2 separate regions of the Homo sapiens genome follow, and region 2 is linked to region 1. A link is a loop called in an ENCODE intact Hi-C map of the cell type or tissue named here. Cell type or tissue: heart right ventricle. All regions are shown on one strand.

Region 1 (8,000 bases):
CCAAGAAGATGAATGTAACTTAGTTCCTGCTCTAGAAAAGCTTCATCCCTTCCCAAGAAGAAAAGCCTCTCAAGGAGGAAGAGCTGACCAGCAAGCAAGGATAGGTTTGATGATGGAGGGTGAGGGGCTCCAACCACACAGACCTGCACACGGTAGGGAGGAGCAGAGGGAATTTAGTGCTGCTCAGCTTTTAGTTTCTGCAAGGCCTGGATGCTTGGACCCAGGGCTCAAGGTGACTTACAGGCATCCATGGGGCCCAAAGCAGTGATGCTGACTGTCTCAGAGGCCTTCAACTATTTAGTCAGAAAGGCTGTTCTGCTGAGGGTTATCTGGTGAGGCTGTTCAAAAGTGATCTCCAGTCACTTCGGTAATGTGAACTTAGACTCCTCTCTATTTTTAATTTTTATTTTTTGTAGAGACAGGGTCTTGCTATGTTGCCCAGGCTGGTCTCGAACTCCTGGCCTAAGCAATCCTCCCAAGCATTGGGATTATGGGAGTGAGCCACTGTGCCTGGCCTTAGATTCTTCTCTAAGTGAGAAATTATTATAAAACAGTAAAAGTAGGAAAGGCCAGCAAGGAGCTCCCCAGGGGTTAGTACAATTACATAATTCGACTCTTCTGGAACAAACCCACAAGCCGAAGCAGACTTTTCTGAAAAGTGTTTGCCTGGCAGACATAGTTATCTTATGACGGATCACTATGAGCGGTGATAACTGCGCCTTATATTTTCCCAAGAACTTTCACATGTAGCCTGATTCATACTATACCCCATCATACCTCCACCAGAAACCACAAAGGCTAATGTTCTAGAGACCCAAATGACATAAAGATACATTTCAGATATAACCTACTACTATAACTACAAAAGGTTAAACTTCTTTAAGTCTTTTTTAAAAGTTTGTCTTAAGTTTAAAAAAAAAATCCTCCAGTATAAGTAGTGTTATATGGTACTCAGTTTCTACCAAAAGCAGCAGTTCTCTCCAGCTCTGGGATAGTAAAAAATGAACCTGAGCTAAATACATGGGAGATTTTTGAAAAGCTAATGGTATAAAGTAACATTTAGTGAAAGGCTGCCATTTTGGAACTCATCAAATGTTAATTTTCTTCGGTGTGAAATGATTTGGTGATCAAATAGGAGAATTTCTGCATGCTTAGCAAATACAAACTGAAGTTTTTAGTCAATCTAGGTGAAGGGTATATCGGTGTTTATTGTACCAGTCTTTTAATTTTTTTTTTTTTGATAAATTGGAATATTTTCAGAGTAAAAAGTTAGAGATAAAAAGACATGTTCAACATAGAGCTCTTTTGGATAATTTGCCATTGTTGTACCCATACTGAAAGCCAAAATCCAGATTTTGTCAACTTTACTCCAACAATAATACAGCAAAATCCACATACAGATTCTATCTGAAACTGCCTCCTTCCAGATCAATATTAAACCAAGTAGAGGGTGAGCCTTCAGGCCTGCAGGCTAGAGAATTAGGGGTTACCACTTGTGCCATTAGGAAAGAGAACTTCATTTTTATTTAATACTTTTTGGATCATAATTATGCACTGAGTACTCTTCTAACTTTCTAAATGCCAATTCATTTACTTCTTATAAAAACCCATCTTGTAGGTACTATTATTATCCCCACTTTGCATTTAAAGAACCCAAGGCACTTGCCCAACATTACACAGCTAGCAAGTGGCAAAGCCGGGATTCAAACCTAGGCAAGGTGGCTCCAGAGCACAGCTCCTCACAATGCCGCCACATTGCCCATCTTCAGAGAACAAGTATCAATCCTTCAGGGACCTAAGACAGGCTTGATGTTCATAGTCCTTTCATTATTGAAGGGTTAGCCTTTGTGAGACACTCATAAATGACTTCAAGTCCTTCTACCAATCATCCTGACAAGGAAAAACTCCAGGCTATATTCTGTTTGAAAGGCTAGAAAGGAACTAAAGGCCCAGTAGGTATGGTTAGACTGAGGGTCGGATATTTACCTATACATGTAACAGCATGCTGTCCAGCTAATGAAAAGACGTAGGCACTTTCATGTGTACTGTTGACCTCTAGAAGGCAATGTTAGATCTAAAATACAAGGTGTAGGACAATGTATATCGTCGGCTAAACTTCACTTGTGTTTTCTGTCAAGGATAAATAATATGATATGTTTGTAAGTGCATATCTGTATAGTTTATCCCTGATAGAAAACACATATCCAACAGGATATGCAAGTAACTAATAACAACCACTGCCTTTGGAGAGGGGAACACAGAAGCTGGGGCTCAGTGCTGGGAGGGAGTCTGGCTTTTTGGAGTGGATTTTTGCACTGCTTGGCTTTTCATGAGGGGCATACGTTACTATTCTGAATTGCTATGTTATAACATTATGAAGCGGGGTGGTCACAGCAGGTTCCAACACAGTCCTTATAACATCTTTTATCAGCATTCTCAGTAGCTCAGGCTTCAGAATTCAGCTCCTGGGAGTGTAGTAGTGCCAGGTGATTGGCTAGTGGCTTTTAGAGGCTCCCATTCACAGACTGAGTGGCAGGGCCTGTCCACTTGATGAGCTGTGGGTAGATGTAGATGTTAAACCTGCTACTTTCAGGACACTTCAGAGAGCCAAGTCCAAATGAAATGTGAATTCTTTTCATGTGCTTTACTAGCCCTAGGGTTCAATCCATTCTATTCCTAATGCAGATGAAAATAAGAACCTGGCCAGGAGGCCTGCGAATAGGGTGACTGCAGAGATGTTATCTTGGGAGCATCTTCTCATCCCTTCTTGGCTGAGGAATCCCACATTGCACTGCTCTCAAAAGCTCCTTCAATTGTGGACAGATGGGCTTTTCCCTCAACTAAAGGATATTTGCTTTTATTGTTCTGAATGAAGTGAACAAAGTCCATTCACTTGCACTGAAATAATATATTGCTTTGAGTTTATTTTAAGAGCTGCTGTCACACCACTCTGGGATCCGACCTCATGGTTTCTTAAAGGCTAACTAGGGCTGTCTACCATAAACACCAGTGCTGGAAACCTGGCCCAGCTTCACCCACTGACTCAACCTGGCACAGGTCCAGGCCCCAGGGATGTATGGGCCGAAGGACTGGAGGTGGAGTTCACTGGCAGATCAGGGACCTGGGGTCATTAACAAACTTTTCCAACACTTCTTATTATAGTATGTGTTTGCAAAAGCTAGACTTTGAAAAGTCGCCTTTAAGACCGGTCAGTTTACATAGGATTTAAAGATAGACTAATGCTTCCTTCTCTAACTAGTGTGGAAATGGTATTGTTCCTTGTCAGAGTAGCTACAGTTTCAGTGTCTAACCACTAGGGGCTGAACTAACTCTACCAAAACTATTTTCTAAACCATGTCTTTTGCAAATTAACAGTTTCCAAGATGACTGAATTACACCGTTCATAAACAGTCATGTCTAGAACCATCCCTTCCAACACTGAAAGGCTTTGATGTTAGAATAGAGGGAAATGTCAGGTTTGTGTTCAAAGAAGGGGGGCAAGCATGAAATAGGAAATAACACAAATCAGAGAGAACATGAGAAGCAGAATGACATCAAAACGTCCTAGTGTGGTGACCTCACTGTATCAGAATTCCTTGTCTAGCCCCCACCTCATCCTCTATGGAAACAAAATCCCCAGGGTAGAATCTGGGCTCTGAATGTTCAGAGGGCTCCAAGGTTGAATCTTATGTACAGCCAAGATCACAACAACTGTGCTAGCCCAACACTCCTTTAGAGAGGAGATGGAGGCTCAGGGAGGGCAGGTACTTTGACTATCACCTTTCCAAGTCACTACTGGGAAAAGTCCCGGGTCTCCTGACTCTCCATCCAGTGCTCCCCGGGAGACAGTATCCCCTTCCAGGGCACCAGGGCATCACTTGTACATTATACCACTTACGATTTGGTTTCTGGCAGTCCTGCTGAATGATCCGGTGGATCTTTCTGTGCAGGTCTTTGTCTTCTCTGGTTACCTAAATAGGAAAAATAGTTGAGAGAGAGAGTGTTCTTAGGTAACACAGCAGTTGTGTCATCCAGACTTCCAAATTAGTATTCAGGATAGTTTCTAAAGATTACATAATAATCATCTTCCCTACACCATTAATGTGGTGTTTGATACTTGGCCTAGTGTCAAACCAGTTCTGCCCAGAGGACACGTCCTTGGGAGTTGGTTCATTGGGGCAATGAGGTTAAAACAAAAAAAAAGCTGGAATTGCATACTTTTAAGGGACAACTTTCTTCTTCAACACTCATAACACATTTTTGTTATTTGTTGTTATAGTTTTGAGCGAGGCACAGTGATCAAGGCCTCCAATCTCCACCCCATGACTCCTTCTTCTGGGCCCTGACACCTGTCTTGTGTTGCATCAGTTTTCTTGCTTCTCCCAACCACAAGGAAAAATAAAAGGAGAAAAAAAAAAAAAAAACCCTGCAAGGACAGGCTAGCATGAGAGTAAAGCTAGCCTATCCACTGAAACACATTCTGCTCTCAAAGGTAGACATAACTTAGTCTTTTTCTTTTTCCTTTTTTTTTTTTTTTTTTTTTTTTGAGACGGAATCTCACTCTTATCGCCCAGGCTGGAGTGCAGTGGCACGATCTTAGCTCACTGCAACCTCCGCCTCCCAGGTTCAAGTGATTCTCCCGCCTCAGCCTCCCGAGTAGCTGGGATTACAAGCGTGCACCACCACGTCCAGCTAATTTTTGTATTTTTAGTAGAGATGAGGGTTTCACCATGTTGACCAGGCTGGTCTCGAATGCCTGACCTCAAGTGATTCCACCCGACTTGGCCTCCCAAAGTGCTGGGATTATAGGCGTGAGCCACCGCACCTGGCCAACTTAGTCTTTTTTAACCAGCTCAGATTAAGAGGGAAGCAGCACACAACAGGTTTCACCTTCATGTTCCACAGTGAATCTAGTAACAAAAAAAGAGAGAAAGAGAAAGAAAAAAAAGAAACAGAAAAAGAGAGAGGAAGAAAGGAAGAAAGAAAATAGGCATGCAAACAAATAGCTGTAAGTTTCCTCCTTAAAGACAGCCCAAGAATGCCTGTCTGACCTGCCTTACTGGAGGGGGCATCTTGAGAACACCTGCCTTCTCTCAGCTCACAAGGTTATGACGAAGATTAAACAAGGTCATGTGTGAGAGCTGCTGAACCTAGGAAAGCACTAGGCAAACAGAAGTGTTGACTTATTTTAACCATTTCCCTGAGGCAGGGCTTCAGGAGAAAGGTGACTACAAAGCAGTGGAGAGATGAAGTCAGAGATGGCGACAAGAGATCTATTTGTGCTTGATCACAATGATTCACAGGAGGAAGTACCCAGCCCCACCACGCCTTGCCCTGGACTGCTGCTCCTCAGGAAGGGCTGCTCTCTAAAGGCCTGGGAGGAAAGGTGTGTCCCAGAGCAGGGCTCAAGGTGAGCTGCCCCCATAGCTTCTCCAACTTCCAGGAAGCAACCAACTCCCACCCGGCCTTCCCATGCCAGGACTCCCATCCTGGGACGGTGTGGGAGGCACTCGCCCTTATGTAGACTGGGATACCTGCTTCAAAAGTTATTTAAATGGTATTGTAATTTCTAAAATCTCTCTAAAGAGGGGAGTCACTAGGGTAAATCAACATCAGGAAATGTCATATTAAGAAAAGCTCCCCGTCAGGAATCTTGCCTGTGAATAGTGAGACTTCTGGAATACCACAGAATTTGATCAGTCTCTGGGAGAGCTGCACATAACGGAGTCCACACCCACTGATGTCAGTGGTCCTGAGAAGGCCCATTTCCACCTTAGCTCCTCCCAATATTAAAGGTATGCAGCAAAAGGTGAACTTTTAACTTGAAAGAGTGAGGCAAACAAGCACCTACACTTCTGCTGGGAGTCAACTGGTACAGCCTTCAGGCAGGCCCATCACACTGTGTTGACCAAAAGCTTAAATGGCCATGCCCTCTGCTCCAGCAGCTCTTCTTTTAAGAGTCAATCTTACAGAAATACTGACATGAGTTCACAAATATAGTTGTGCAAAAATAGCCACAGCAACACCATTTGTGACAGCAAAAGTTAGAAATACCCTAAGTACCCATCAAAAAGGAATGTCTAAAAAATACACAACAGGTACCCATAGTATGGAATACCCTGAGGATGTTAAAAAGAACGAGGTAGATTTATAACTACTAATGTGGAAAGGTGCCTGTCATGTGTTATCTTGGTACCAAAAAAGGTACAGAGCATTATTTAGAGTAGCAAGTCTCAATGGTCCCAGGAGATACCCGGCAATGTCCAGGGACATTTTTGGTTGCCACAGTTGGGGTGTTGCTCCTGGTCTCTAGTAGGTGAAGGTCAGGCATGCTGCTAAATATCCTGCAATGCACAGGATAGTTCCCATGGCAATCGATCACCTACCCCAAATAGTGTTCAGATTGAGAAGTGTCAATTTAGAAGATGATCACATTTTTTATAAAGCAAAAAGGTTCTTGCATAAGTCAGGGATTGGAAACAATGAAAAAGCCACAGGAGCACATTTGTATATGTATGCATCTGTAAATGTACAGATAAATGTCTAGAAGGATATACAGTTATCTCTCGGTATACTCAGTGGATCAGTTCCAGGACCCTCAGGTATACCAAAATCCACACACACTCAAGTCCTGAAGTTGGCTCTGTGAAACCTGCATGTACAAAAAGTTAGCCCTCATATGTGGGTTTCACATCTGCAAATACTGTACTTTCCATCTGCATTTGGTTGAAAAAGTCTGCATATAAGTAGACCCATGCAATTCAAACTTGTGTGGTTCATGGGTCAACTGTATTATTAAAAGAGATACCTCGGGGAAGGATAAGGGCCAACTTTCACTTCTGATTTTATGTACCTCCTTAATGATTTTTAAGAATAATTAAGTGGTTATTCATAAGTAATAAATATATTTGTAATTGAAGCTACAAAGAAAAAAAGTTAAGTTGCAAGTGTCTTACATAGTATAGGTTATCAAAACCATCATCTTTCTGGAAAACAAGTCCTTTTTCCTGCAGCAGTTGTATAGCATTCTTAAATATACTATGAATTGCCTTGGAAGTGGTGTCCTTCTTAAAATTCACCTGTAAAGAGAGGAAAAAGAAAAAAGAAAAGAAATAAGTCTCACCTTACGGCACCTGAGAACAACTCCTAGACCAACTGGTTCATGAATTTGTCCAACAGGCCTTTTAACTGCTGAGTCAAAAAGATCCTGGTATGTACCGGCCTAGCAGGATGGTATTTAAGGAGGACTGAGAAGTGTGCCCCGGCAGGTCACCTTTCATAACTGTTCCCTACCTTAGTTGTGATTTTTTTTTTTTTAATGAACTCAACACTCCATAGTGCAGAATAAAAAAAGCTACCCTCACTGTTGGACAATCTTTGACTTATTTTTTATACAAAACCAAAACACTGTATATATATATTAGCCCCCTTTTCCATTAAAATTGAGGCTGTATACAATCTCTTCCTAGGGACTTCAAAGATTTTTTGTATGTTGGAATAATTTGGGGATTCCAGCATGAAGTATTAAATAGCCTCATTATTTTAAATGGAGGACAACAGAGGCTGTGCAGAGATCCACCAAGGGGAGTCCACAAGGCTGAAGGTAGACAGCAGTCCTGGTGAAGCACAGTCCCCACCTAGAAGGGACCTCTGCTGCTGTCAGCTCTCCCCCTCACTTTCAGTGTCTCTTCACTTCTCTGGAGACACGTTTGCCTGGGGAGGGTCATCCAGGTCATCCTGCTTCTTATCCCCGAGGAAGCTAGGCTATCAGCTATGTCCCCCCATGCTTGACCAGATGGGATGCTTCTTGAGTCAGGGACTTTGTTTCATCTTGGCCACCTCCTCCCTAGCACACGTTAGGTGACTGATAAAGTATCTGTGAGATGAATGGAAACAAATACACATTAGAGTGTGTGTATTCTTCTTATTATTCCATTGGGGATTTTCCACTCCTTCCTAAAACAAAGAAAAGGGCGAACAACAATTGCTCTTCAAAGTAC
Region 2 (8,000 bases), 290 kb before region 1:
ACCAGCTGAGAACCCGGGAGCTGGATGCATATATTCTGGAATCAGGGCCTGCAAACTCAAAGATTGGTTTGTGGCTGGTGACTTCTCTCTGCTAAGTAAATCAATGACCATTCATTGAGAACTGATGGGGACCCAGCGTGTGGCCCAATGAGTGGCAGTTTTTTCCTAGCCAGTTTCTGTGGCCAAATTTGGAGGATTTTCCAACCTGCTATGGCTGGACCCTTGGGTGTTAAATCACTAAATTCCCTTTCTACCTGCTCTCTTCTTCCTGAAACACTCAGAGCTGACTTCTTCCTTCTTTCTAATCAACAAAGACAAAACTCCAAGCCCCTTTTCAGCCTTCACACAATTTTTCTTTCTAGAAGACATCCGCTTCTGGAAGCCTCCTTCCCTAATGAAGGGACAGTAGGCCCCAGCTACCCCAAACATGCACATGCTCTTCTCACCAACGTGCCTCTCACTTGCCTCTAACGTGCTCGAGCCATCCTTTTGTTCTAAATAATTCTTCCTCCCTCCCTCCCTTTTTTCTCTTTCACCTCTTGAGGCGCAGCCTATTGGCCAGGATGGAACTGGGAGCAAGGCGGGGACCTTCAGTGCAGGGGACCCCATTCTCTAAGGCCACTGAGTTCTAGGACTGGAGTAGGAGAGGGTGCTGTTGTCAAGGTTAAGTGCAAACTTGAGATTTTAAAAAGACAGGATTGGGGAAGGGGGATTGCATGCTAATCCCAACCTTATAGGCAGGCTGGGATCAAGACCTTGGAAGGTAGGGCTCTCCACCCAGTCTGTAAGCACCAGTGTGCCCACCTTATGGCCTGGGGACCCAGGTTTGCAGGAGGGAAGTTAACAGTGGGGCTGTTTTTCCCCAAAGCTGTGGGTCACTGATCCTGTCTTCTCACTGGCTCTGATCATGCAGCTTGGGAACCACAGAGACATGAGACTGCACCAAACAGGGCTGATGATTTAGCCAGAAACTCAGGAAGGTCTAGCACAGCCCTCCACACACTTCCCAGGAAGTGTTTGGTCTGGCCCTGCAGTTGGGACTAAACTTATATGCACCTGCAGGTCTTGTTGGGTGCACCGTGAGCAAGTTCTCACCCCAACCACCTGACCCACCCTCTGAAACAAGGACGAAAGGGCTGGCAGCTTTCATTATAAGGGGCTTCTCATACCCATGGCATGGCTGAGGGGTGGGAGTCAGCCTGCTCGATGACACGTCTGCAGGGGATGACCTAACTGAACCAACTCAGTGTTTCTATTCCCAGTGGCATCTCTTTTGCACATCTTCATTTTGGAGCCTGGGATGACTGCCTAGGCCACTTATGCTAGACCTGTTAATGCCAGTGTGAAATTTCCAACTAAATACTTAATAAAATAATTACAAAAAGAAAAAAAAATGACACATTGCACTCTCCAGCCAGAATGATGTGTGTGAATGACACACTTGCTGCCAGAAGCTGTGAGTCCCTTGGGACCTGCCCATTGCCAAGGACTTGTTCAATGGAGACAGCTTGCCTGGTATTTTTTTTTCTCTAACCCCATGTTATTTAGTTCAAGTGGGAAGTTACCAACACTTGCATACACAGACACACACACACACACACACACACACACACTCTCTCTCTCTCTCTCTCTCTCACAACACATGGCCCTCAAAAAAGTGAGGGAATCTTAATTATTTAGCAATGTGGACAGTTCTCTTCCCAGAGAGCTCTGCTTTGAGATTCTCAAAGACTAAATATCTAGATGGATATACGCCAAGGGAGAGACCCGCACAGGGCACAGTCCCATTCCAGGCACAGAGATCTGTGTCTGTGCAGAAATTCACCAAATAGGGGGTTGAAGTAGCAAGCATACAGTACTGGAGGTGGAGGGAACAAGCCACAGGGACGTCCCTGTCACCTTGAGGGGCAGAGCTCTGAGGCTCCAACCCAGAGGAAACTTCCCATTCTGTTGCTTTCTCTACCGGTGCTGAGGAAGGAGGCCAGATTGGTACCTGTTGTGGGAAGTTTTGTCTGCAGAGAAACTTGAATAGACCCCCCGACTCTTCCCGGAGCAGAATTTGTATGGACTCTCTGGGTGTGGAGCCCAGGCAGGGCTCACTTCTCAGGCTGAAGTCGCTGAGATGAATGGGCAGCCCAGGCTCAGCCCCAGGCCCTGCTGCAGGCTTGTGGGAATTGGTGTCTCACCAGGGTGTGCGCGGCTCAAGGTTCTCACATCCCCCAAAAAGATCTGGTGACTTCTAGGCTTCCTGCCTAGAAACTGAACTGAGGGCACCCAGTTTTAGAAAGATTCAAACATACACCAGAAGGATCACAGCCCAAATATCAGGACACTGGGGTGAGAGAGGGCTGCTGGGAGTCATTTTTAGGCCAGGTCTCTCTGAGCAGCTGGCTGCACCACAACAGAAATCAAAACAAGGAACAGCTCCCGAGGGCCTGCCTCTGCTCCAGGGACTGGGGCCTAGAGGTCAAGGGCCCCATGCCTGAATCCCTTTCTTCTGGGTGGATCTGGCAGGGACCCCTATCATCTTCCCAAAGAAGGGGGAGAGGAGAACGCCACAAGATCAAACTCCACCAACCCACCCACCTGTTCCACAGCTAGGATTCCTTCAGCACCCCGCTCCCTGCCTCTTGCTCTCTGAGCGCCACTGGTATTCCCTCCATTGTCCCCAATGAGCCCTGGCATCCATCTTGGTAATATTGCACTTTTCCTGTCTCTCAGATTGTTTCCATTTTTGATTGAGAATGCAAGGTATTTGGAGGGGTAGGGGAAGTGAGTAACCTTAAAGAAATAATATATTAGTTAAATACAATAACAGGAAAAATAGGGGTTATTTTATCTTTTTCCCCTTATTAAAAACAAGAACTACCAAACCAAGGTCTAAACTTAAATAGTCCTACACCTATTCTGCAAACACTAGTAATAGGAAAATAATGCCTGACTGGAATTCCCTTGTCTTTTTTCCTTAGATGATAAAAGTAGTAACATGCCTTGCTGAGGAAAGCAATGGATATAAATGCCTGTAAAATACGCTGCTCTAACATCTGAAAGTGATTAAAATGATTCTATATAATGCCTTCGTCAAGATGGAAAATCAAGGAGGAAGAAAGAGAAACCTTTGGGGCCAGGCTTAGGGTAGACGGGGCTGAGGCCTGGCAAGACAGCCCGTCTACAGTCATTGGACATAGGGGAAACCCACAGGGCATGGGGCACACCTGCTGCTCAGGGTTGCCCCTTTCCAGCTCTCTCTCACTGCCCCCAAAGTCCCATGGCCTGGTGAGAATAGTGAGGAGGAGAGGGGCAACACAGCCAGGTCTGCTGTCACAAAGAGGGATGAGGTGGGGGGAGATGACATTTTTTTCCCCTTGCAATAAAAGAAAAAGGTCTTGAAACGGAAAGGAAAACAAAGCACCAAATGCTGCATCTTCGGGCATTATATGAACCTCAATAATGACCTCAGAAGGGCTCATTATGGTTAAAGTTGCAGTATACAGCAATACAGTGTCGTTTCACATTTTCAGTCGCAACTCATGGGAAACTAGGTTTGGACACTGCGGAGATTTTGTTTTTCTTTTTCCTTTTTTAGTCCGATCTGGTTTTCCTCCAGATGGGTCAGAGCCCTAGGCCCCCTCCCTCCTCTGCCTGCTGCCGGCAGTATCCTTCAGCATCACAAAGCAGCTCAGTAGCTCAAGGGAAAGGCCCTCTCGCCCTGGCTAGGGCTAGGAGGCCAGGCGCACAAGGCCTGGTACCCCCTGGCCATGTCGGAGAAGGACTGGCATGCACCCTTCTTGCTTCAAGTATTAATATTCTCTTTGGGTTTGCAGGGTTTGTGCTGTGAGTTAGGGGGTGAGGGGGCGAGGTGCGAAGACTGGGGCATGGCAATCCCTGTTCACTGCCCAAATCTACATGCTGTCACCAGATGGCAGCATTCCCCACTTTTCCTGGATGCCTGAGCAACTCCCAGCCATCCTTGGGGCTGGATGTCACAATGTAAACATGACCACACAATAAACTATAATGGCAGTGAGGAGGAGCACGGGATTAATGTAGTGGGGAGATCTGTCATTAACTAGCTGTGGGATTTTGGAAAAGTTGTTTCCTGTCCTTGGGCCGCAGTAACAGGAAGGGATGGGATAGAGACCTCTGAGGTCTCTTTCAGTCCTGCATTTTAATGACTCTATTACTTACAGCACTGGGGGTCAAGGAGAGGGGGTCCTTGGGGGGGGCTGGGAGAATGTGGGGGGCAGTGCAGGTGGTGGGGAAGGGCAGGAAAGGCAGGCTCTCGGGAGCACTGTGGTCCAGTCCAACTGAGATGCTCTGTGCTTGGCAGACATGCTCTGCACTCCCTCCTGGCCTGGCTGGCGCACTAGTGACTGAACTGGCTCAGTGCAGACATCTGAGGAGCGAGGCTGCAGGGCCCTCCCCCTGGAAGATAGCTACATTGAAGGTTCTTTACCTGACAGTCACTCTACTTTTAAATTTTATTTTAAATAGTCATAAATTACTTTTTTTCTCTTAATAAATATGTGCTGTTTAAAAATGAGAAAAGTATATACTGCATCTTTAAGTAATGCACTTTGCTCTCTGGGTTTTTTCCATTCTACCTTATTTAAAGTGCATTAATTAAAAAATAATGAACCACTTCTTTATCATTATTGTTCAAATAAGTACAAATAATATTAACATGAAGACACTAAACCACTACCATTAGTACTGCAATCTAGCAGATTAACTCAACATCCTGCTCTATTTAATACTGTCCAGCAGAAGAAAATAACTAATTTCAATTTTAAACAAACTCACAAAACAAAAGGAAACAAAACAATCTCACCACAGGCCTTCGACAAAGAACACGAGCCATTTGCTCTAGCTGCCAGGCATCAGTGTATGGCGAGGGACAGGGGCTTAGGGTTGCCCAGGCAAGGCCTCTGGGATGGGGTGTGGTGGGGTAGGGTAGGGGTGGGGGTGGGTTTTGAAGGCACTGAGACACTGGGTCCCATGCTGCCCTGCCTGGGTGGGGAGCAGGGTGAGGGAGGGCCTTTCCTCCTCTATAGAAAACACCAACCCCCAGTCCAGGGACCCTGGCAGCTGAATCGGTGGCTGTGAGGCCCAATCTGTCCGAAATCAAAGGCACGTGTGGAAATCCACTCCCAGCGAAGGGGGAGTCCTTGGGGGAAGCCGGCTGGGCTTCTGGAGGGTCCCCTCTGAAATGTCAACAATTGAAAAACACAACCCAAAGGTGACAGAGGACCTACAGGGAACTTTATTCTCTCGCTTCTGTCTTCACTGGGGCACTGACCCTCGGGAAGACCAGGTTGGCTCCTGGCACAGGGATCCTCCATCTTCTTGGGCACCTGTGGCATTGCCAGCAGGCCAGAGGGGGTGGCTGGCGGTGTTGGCTCCAGTCTGACCCAAGGGGCCAGCCGGGTCCCCCCTCTGCCCATAGTGGGGACAATGGCTGCTTCTCCATGCTTCATACGTAAGGCTTCCAGCCCTGCCCAGCTGGGGAACACACGCAGAATGGCGGTCACCCAGCAGGCTGGGAGCTGCCTTCTCTCCAAAAGTCTGGCTCCTGAACACCCTCCTCCTTCCTGGGGAGGGTTTTTGCCCCTCTGAGGTTGTGCAGGAACCAGAAGAACAGTTTCTCTGCTTCACCATGTCTGCAACCTGGGGCTTGCCTAGCCCCAAATTTTTCTGGCAGGCGCCAAGCTCCAGCACAGTCCACACAGTGGAAACCAAATGAAACGACTTTGGCTTGTGGAGGGGGAAGAATGTGAAACAAAAACAAAAGCAAAATCACCCGCCCACAAGATACAACAGAAACCCCATCCACTACCCATCCCCTTCCCATGTGAGGCCGACCACCCAGGCCCCCAAACAACCCCTAAAATAAGACGCAAACCAAAGGCCTGACATATAAGCCCCAAATCAACAAACCTCTCCCGAAACATGCAAAGGAACTGCCCGCCCAGAAATACCCAAAATAGTCTGTGCAGATTAGGAAGAGACCGGTGGCTTCGCCCACCCTCTCTGTAAACTCTGGTACTGTGTCCTCCATGGGGTGCCCCACGGAGAGCGGGCTCTCTTCTCAAGGCCAAGACAGTGACAGTTATGAAAGATGGTCTTTGCTGGCACCTGGGAACTGCTTTTTCTTCAACTAACAGTGACAATGGCCTGGCCCAGAAGCAGGCTTGAGCTCAGAAGACACCCCCAAGCCTGAAAGCCAGTGGTGGCTTCTAATGTACCCACCTGTGGTAGGCGTGGCAATGCCCAGGAAACCAGCACAATTCACAAATACAGCTTAGGACAATACCAGGGATACCTGGGGTGGCAAGATGCCAGCAATCAAAACTGGGCCAAGCAGGGGCAGGACACTGGAGGCCCCCATGACCTTGTCTTTTCCAGATCTGTAGCAAAGGCACAACTGGGGTCTCCCACATGGCCTGTCCCAGATGGCATGTAATCCATTGGTGAAGTCCCTATGGTGCACAGGATATCTCAGCTTTCTTGGCTCTGGGTCCCAGGCCTGGGACTCCCTGGTCCATTCCCTTCCTCACTCAGTGTGGGCACCCCCATCCCCTACCTTCCAGCTGTGGGATGGCTTGGACAGGGGGCATCTTTGAGGTCACCCATTCTGCAGTGTTGAATGTTGTCCACCCCCCACCCCCCACCCCCATTTTTTCCTTTCCCTTTTGTTCGTCTCACCGCTCATCCAGTGGGCGGCCAGAGAGGCACACTGAGGCTGGAAGAGCCCAGGCCCTCTGCTAGTTCTTTTTCTCAAGGTAGTTGGAAGGCACCCAGCCTTTGAAGGGCTTCACACCATCCAGGATCTGGCAGTACCACCAGCCATTAGGGTTCCTCTCCAGAACCTCCATGGACACCCCCTCCTGGAAGCCTGCTGTCTCCTCATCCCCCTCGTAGTCTGCGATAGAGACGTACACATCTTTGAGGTTATTGTGGATGAACTGAGACTTCTCGATGGGCTTGGGGCGCACAGGGGACACGGGTATGCTGTTGCGCTGGGCGGGCAGTAGGGGTGAGTCTGAACCCTGGCTGGCAGCCCGTTCGGCCAGGCGGCCCTTGGCCTCGGCGGCAGCGGAGCGAGCAGTGCTAAAGGAGGAGTTCCGTCGGACGCCTCGGAGGCCATCAGTGGCCGTGAGTGACTCATTCCTCCGCAGGGCGCAGGACAGGTTGTTGTCCTTGGGTGGCGGGGACACAAACACCGACTGGGGCCTGACCGCCACCTGCCGCACTCCGTTCCTCATCTTCACCGCTGGAGTGCCTGAGGTCTTGCCGAAGCCCCCGGGAGGTTTGGAGGGGATGGGGGGCGTGGCCTTCTTGCTCTGGTTGACGGTGTTCAGTGCTTGGACGCGCCTCTCGATCTTCTCCAGGCTGTCTGATTTGCCTTCGTTCTGCCTGCCCTTGGCGGGCACTGTGTCCAGCTCTTTGCCAGAGGGGTCAGGTTGCTCGTTCTCATCCAGCACCAAATAGTGGGAAGGGGCCCAGCCCTCCAGCTCCCCAAACCTCACATACCACCACCCGCTCTCCTGCTTCTCCAGCACCTGCACCTCCACGCCCGCGGGGAAGCTGATCTCCGAGTCCTGGACCTTCTGGTAGGCGCTGCATGTCATGTACGAGGTGGCTGGCCCTTCCCATTCCTTCTTGGTGGGACATGGGGGAGTGGTGGCTGGGAGGGTGATGAGGTCGGATGAGCTTCTCCTAGACCCCTCACTGGGAGCCTCGGAGGCCGTCTGCGGGGGCAGCTCCGAATCCTCACTCTTGGAGCCCTTGAGCCCTCCACGGAGCTGGCCTGTGGGTCTCAGCTGGCGCCGTAAAGTGCTGATGTCCATCTTCTCTTGGCTCTGCGACTCTGCTCGGTTTAGGAATGGCTTGGGCCGGACCGATGGCTTGGCCCGGGGACAGGAGGTCAGCCCAGCGTTCGCATCAGCATCCTTCTTTGCCCTGACCTTGGGAGTGCCGCGGATGCCTGCGTCCGAAGC

What was found. A loop is a pair of places that touch in the nucleus more often than their neighbours do. Peaks named below come from ENCODE experiments on the same cell type or tissue, not always from the same donor. Only the 100,000 strongest peaks of a DNase experiment are listed, where the experiment ranks them.
Region 2: it touches region 1 in a loop (3-fold over the local background); 15 of 110 quality-filtered maps call a loop at or near these places.

The regions. Positions count from the first base shown.
Region 1 is chr10:103,885,174-103,893,173 of GRCh38, forward strand. It overlaps STN1 (STN1 subunit of CST complex), which reads right to left. Exons shown (of 10, transcript NM_024928.5): 8 at 6,957-7,079; 9 at 3,899-3,971. Among named protein-coding and RNA genes, the nearest start is that of STN1, 29 kb to the right of the region's middle. In heart right ventricle, CTCF peaks have their summits at 3,326 and 3,528; a DNase peak (open chromatin) is centred at 3,058; H3K27ac peaks cover 7,486 bases.
Region 2 is chr10:103,595,052-103,603,051 of GRCh38, forward strand. SH3PXD2A (SH3 and PX domains 2A) reads right to left here. Exons shown (of 15, transcript NM_001394015.1): 15 at 1-8,000. The coding sequence ends at 6,765. Among named protein-coding and RNA genes, the nearest start is that of NEURL1-AS1, 82 kb to the left of the region's middle. RefSeq lists an enhancer at 3,801-4,095. In heart right ventricle, a CTCF peak has its summit at 3,915 (motif pointing right); a DNase peak (open chromatin) is centred at 3,923; H3K27ac peaks cover 1,219 bases.